2 separate regions of the Homo sapiens genome follow, and region 1 is linked to region 2. The links are chromatin contacts, found by Hi-C or POLR2A ChIA-PET in ENCODE. All regions are on one chromosome and are shown on one strand. Each heading gives the region's core, a stretch centred on a gene start or an enhancer-like site at or near the end of the contact. The rest is flanking DNA. Distances are from core to core; before and after follow the strand shown.

Evidence for each region. A loop is a pair of places that touch in the nucleus more often than their neighbours do. ChIA-PET counts read pairs that join two places held with the same protein, here RNA polymerase II (POLR2A). Pooled maps may share reads with other maps.
Region 1: a pooled map shows a loop between it and region 2 (2.9-fold over the local background). The contact joins two enhancer-like sites. A Hi-C loop is called at or near these places in 1 of 50 pooled maps. POLR2A ChIA-PET finds 5 or more read pairs at or near these places in 2 of 52 experiments (GM12878 and OCI-LY7).

The regions. Positions count from the first base shown.
Region 1 is chr17:69,092,075-69,094,774 of GRCh38, forward strand. The region is part of intron 25 of ABCA6 (ATP binding cassette subfamily A member 6); the gene reads right to left. It also overlaps the pseudogene SEC24AP1. Among named protein-coding and RNA genes, the nearest start is that of MIR4524B, 6.1 kb to the right of the region's middle. Within about 2 kb of position 1,402, at least 6 of the 41 ENCODE cell types and tissues checked have a DNase peak (open chromatin) inside an H3K27ac peak, as active enhancers do; they include OCI-LY7, where a contact is called at or near this core.
Region 2 is chr17:68,496,862-68,499,561 of GRCh38, forward strand. It overlaps a transcript of PRKAR1A not described here. Among named protein-coding and RNA genes, the nearest start is that of PRKAR1A, 14 kb to the right of the region's middle. RefSeq lists a silencer at 1,686-1,869. Within about 2 kb of position 1,295, at least 17 of the 41 ENCODE cell types and tissues checked have a DNase peak (open chromatin) inside an H3K27ac peak, as active enhancers do; they include OCI-LY7, where a contact is called at or near this core.

The DNA of each region.
Region 1 (2,700 bases), core at 152-2,651, 600 kb after region 2:
ATTTTTATTGTGATGGACTTATTTTATTTTACAATTTTTTTTACTGGCAAATGGGAAGGAATAAGGATAATTTTGTTTGTTTGTTTTAAGAATCAATTGATCAGCCAAGTATGTATTGAGCACTACCCTTTCTTTCCCAGATCTTATTAATGTACTGATTATAATAAAAATAGAATCATAATTGCTAAATTCACTGAATATTACATAAATGCCAGGTTTTAATAATCTAGCATGAATTATTTAATCCTCACAACTCCATAATGTAGTACTTTTATTATCTCTCCCTTTACAAATGAGAAATCTGGGGTTCACTCTTAAGTCCTTCAGTTCACTTAGCTGACTCCTCTTATTCTACCAGACCTCCATATTTCTACAGTTTCTTTCCTCTCTTCTCATCCACTGGAACAAGAGAGGAGTCTAAACTTTGACAGTGTGAGAGGATACTCCAGAACTCCGTGTGCTAAGATGTGCTACTATACCTCCACCACACAGCATAATAGGCTGAAAAGATACTTCCTTATCAGGCAGGGGTCTAGGGTACCAGTAAAGCACCACAACCCTGGGGGTATGGAATTCCACTGGACTCTAGAAACAAATTAACTACTGACTGTGGCTTCACTCAATGATGGAGAAACATTGCCTACACTGTCCTTCCAAATGGATCCCAGATCACCAAAGGACAACTGCATTGAATATCAACATACTATACCTTCTGACATATGATCCTGTGAGGAGTAAACAAATTGCCTTAGTCCTAGGACTAGCATCGTTTAAGTTGATACTAGCTGTACAATGATAAATTCTCACAACATATATTTTCAACACATATTTAGAAATAAATTATAAGTTATTTGTATGCAAATGCAAATTTTAGTGCAAACTGCTTGAGGTCTTTGTGAAGAGGTATAATTTTAAAACTTTTTAGCCTACTGAAATCAAGATGTGTTCATCAGCACAAGTTCTGAATCAGTATTGCCAACCATGCTACTGTCTCATATTTTTTAACATGAGGAATGACATAAGGTCTGAGACTTCAAGTTTATTCCTGAGCCTGTCACTACTTTTTGTGTTTTTCTGAGCAAGTTACTAAATTTTTTCCTCTATTGAAGTAGGAAATTAAGAAAATAACAGAATAATGGCATAAGTAATAATAGTGAAAATTATAGTAACAGAAAAATAACAATAGCTCATAGAATGAATTGCTGTATTAACCAAGGCTGAAAAGAATTTAAGTTGCGCACCCCCACCTCCGCCGAAGTTAAAGTTAAAAGAGAATACTAACTGTCCCAAGAAACATTAACCATATCTACTTCCCACATATTCTGTAAGTTCTGTAAGTCCCTGTTTTTCTTGCTGTGCAGCTGCAAGGTCACAAGATAAGTAAGTGAAAGTTAAATTGCAACTCATATTTTTCCTAAGATGCAAGTCATGGCATAAATGATAAACAGCCTTTGTTCTCACTTCTGCAAACCTGCTTCCTGCTTCAAGTTTTTCCCGCCCCAAAATGCTTAAAAGTTGCTCGCTTTCTTTGTTAGGGGCTCAGACTTTCAGGACACATGTCTGCTGAGCCGATATACACCTAAAATAAAAGCTCTCCTGTATCCCGATCGGTCTCTCTAGTTCCTTAATTTCCTGCAACACTATAAAATTTGGTAAATCATACTAGACAATTTTGAATTTCTTTCAAGTCTGACATTCCACCATTCTAGAAATATGTAGATTCCTTTCAGTGATAGAAAAATGAAATAAATAAATATACTGAAATAGATAAGCATAAGAAGGGCAAAGGAAAAACAATCAGAAATTACAAATATATAAATACATATTTTACTATTACACTGCGGTGTAATTTTGTTTTTATATTTTGAACAGTCTTTGTTTTCCAAAACGTACCTTGCCTCTGGAATATTGTCTTGCCTTATTTGAATCCATAACAACTTAAGCATAAATGGCAGCAAAGGATAAAAGGCATGCAATCATACGTGTATGTGTTTTGATTTTAAAAATACAGTGTTTCTCAGTGTCATGTCTGATTTTCTGCTGTGATCTTTTATTTGTGATAATTTTTTCAAATCACAGTGAGAACACCTTAATCACCATGTTAGTTCACAAGCCTAAGAAGTGGTTCTGCATTATCATCTTTCCTTAGAAAGAACAAAGTCAAATTTCTTCTTTTGTTCATCTATTCACTTGCTGCCGTATATACAAGGGGCATTCATAATATGATAATGCAGATTCTGTCTTCTGCCATTTTTTGAAGGAAAGTTCCTCTCACTGGACTCTCACTCCTTACTCCACAATGGGAAAATGGTTTCTGCTCTCTAAGCCTAGAGATGAAACTTATTGTTTTGGAAGATTCTGGCCTATTAAGTTCTAGAAGTTCTGTCACAGTCTATGGAATTGATGCACAGATTTGAAATCCTGGAACTTGGCTGAGAAAATCTTGTCTATAATGTTTTCCAACCCAAAGCATCACTATGGAGCCTGCAGCCATGAGGAAATTAAACCTGCTCAGCTTCTCCACTAAAAGCTAAAAGGCAAGGGCTGAGGTATGTTTCTATCACTGATGCTGAATGCTCTCTTGTCTGAGAAATTTCCAGCTCTATACAAACTGGGATAAGTTGTGAGTATACGGTAAGCCAGGGGCAACTATTTCATGAGGCACATAGCAAAAAATGTGTCCATCTAGATGTGCATTTG
Region 2 (2,700 bases), core at 45-2,544:
GTCACCCAGGCTAGAGTGCAGTGGTGCAAACACAGCTTACTGCACTTGACCTCCTGGGCCCAAGTGATCCTCCTGCCTCAGCCCCACAAATAGCTGGGACTATAGGCACACACCACCATGTCTGGCCCATTTTTGTATTTTTTGTGGAGACAGGGTTTTGCCATGCTGCTCAGGCTGGTCTCGAACTCCTGAGCTCAAGTGATCTGCCTGCCCAGGCCTCCCAAATTTCTGGGATTACAGGCGTGAGCCACTGTGCCTGGCTGTATATTTTTCAGTGGCTAAACAAGCTCGAATGGAGAATGATATTTTGTGACATAAAAATTAGATGAAATTTACTTTAAAGTGTCCATAAGTCAACTTTTATTGGAACACAGCCATGCCCATTCATTTATTTGTTGTCTATGCTGCTTTCACACTATAGTGGTGAAGGTGAGTGGTTGCAACAAAGACCTTATGGCCACAAAGTCTAAAATAATTACCTATTTGACCGTTGACAGAAAAAAAATTGCTAGTCCCCGTTCTAGAGGGAACTTTAGAACTTTCTGTGATTGTGGGAATATGCTGTATCTGGGCTGTCCAATATGGTAGTCACTAGCTACAGCTGGCACTTGAAATGAGGCTAGTACCCCTAAGGAAAAGACTTTTAAGCTTTATTTGATTATAATTAATTTAGATTTGAAGAGCTCCCTGTGGCTAGTGGCTACTGTACTGACAGCCCTAGGAGATGAGATGATAATTATGAAGATGCTGATAAAAATGTGATAATTTACCATGTGCCAAGTGCCGTGCTAAGAGAACAAGGATGATGCTCTTATGATTCTCATTTTACAGATGAAAAAAAACTGAAGCTTAGATGGATCAAGTATGTTGCCCAAGGTTACACAGCCAGAGAGGGGCAAGCTAGAACCCAGGGAGGTTGACTCCTGAGCTGTTGCTCTAACCATTAGGCTATGCTGCCTCACGAAAGACAAGACACATAGACATTGAATTGTAACATGTGAGAGAATATAATGAGTGCTATGAAAGAAGCAACAACAAGGCAGAGAAATAATTAAGGGGAAAAACTTCTGACCAGGGAGGGAAAAGACACCTTCTTCATGGGTGCCAAACTACTTAAGATGGGCTCTAAAATTTGGGCAGGATTTTGATTGACACTTACATGCTTGTAAGCTAGATGGATGCAACCACCTAAACACAGGTGTGATGGGGGAAGTAAAGGGGGGGTTAAGGGATTGGAAAGCAGTCCACTTTGAAAATTCATGCCACACCTTTGCTAGCAAAGGGCCACAAGTTTTCTTGGCAGCTGGTGCACTTCCTCTTTTCTCTCCGTAACGACCATGTAAATGACCTTGCCTTCGTTTTCACTTTGACTGGAAGTTTAGCTTCAAACTTGAGCTTAACTTGAGCAAGAGCAAGGAACCACACAGCTTGAATATTTGAGTTTCTTCTCCTTTCCTCCCCAAAAGCTCAATTTCTGCTCTGATGAGTGTTTTCTCTGGTCTTAATATTTGTTTTTATCCATATTTTAACATCATTTCATTACGTATTTATTTCTTGCAATGCCCCTGGGTCGTTTTGTGAATACGTGTGGGTATAAATGACAGAATAGGTTCTGGTTGTGGGAGGATGTGAACCCAGGGAGATAAATTGGAAAAGATAAGTTGGTGTCAGGCACTGGGTACAGTCAGGGTCAAGGAAGCTGGTGGGTGCTCCTGCCTTTGAGAAATAGCCTGAGCCAGTTAGGTGCCATCCCCATGCCCTTATCTCCTGCAGCCTTGGCTGCAATCCTGGCAGCTCCCCACTCAGTTCTTGGAAACCTGGCAATTGGCCCTAGTTCCATCCCACGCCACTGCCCGCTTGCTTCCTGTGCTGGCTCTGATGTCTGTTGACATCTTCTTCGAGTGTTAACTCCCAAACATCCTCAGTTTCAGTCTTGTTATTGGCATCAGGGGACACACTGGCATCCTACAATCTCTCTAAAGTACAGGCCAATCAGATCCCTCTCCTCTTTAAAGGTCTTCTGTAGCTCTCAGGTGGAAGTCCAAGTTCAGTAGCTTTGCTTAGGGTCCTCGTTCACACCCCAGCTCTGCCTCTTCCTCACTACATGACTTGGGCAAGTTGTGTAACTTCTGTATGCCGGAGTTTCCTTATCTGTAAAATAGGAACAACAATAGTACGTACCTCAAAAGGTGCTGTGAGGGTAGGGTGTGGGAATCTATGTGAAACCTCACAACGGTTCCAGGCACAGAAGATCTCTCCATGTGTTATTGTCACTGTCATGAGCTCTTCAGACTCACCTCTTGCCAATGCCCTTCACACAGTTTCTGGCTTCACATCCAGTGGAATTACTTGTAGTTTCCTAAATGTCCTCCAGCCTGAATTTGCTCATCTTTGGGTGTTCTGCACATTTCCTCTGCTGGAAAGTGTTCCTTCTCCCTCTTAACCTATTCTTCCTCATTCTTCTTATATCAGAGAGCAGGGATGTCATGGAAGTAGAAGGGAGGAAAAGAGAGAGAGAGAGAGAGAGAGAGAGAGAGAGAGAGAGGAGGGATATAAGTAAGCAAGACAAACTCAGCAACAAGGGATGAGAAAATATTCAGAAATTGGGTGCTGATTTGCATTCCAGAATCCAAATCTAGGAGCAGGCAGGGCTGGGACAGCAAGCCAGGCTTCCGACCAGATGGGCTATCCATCAGGGTT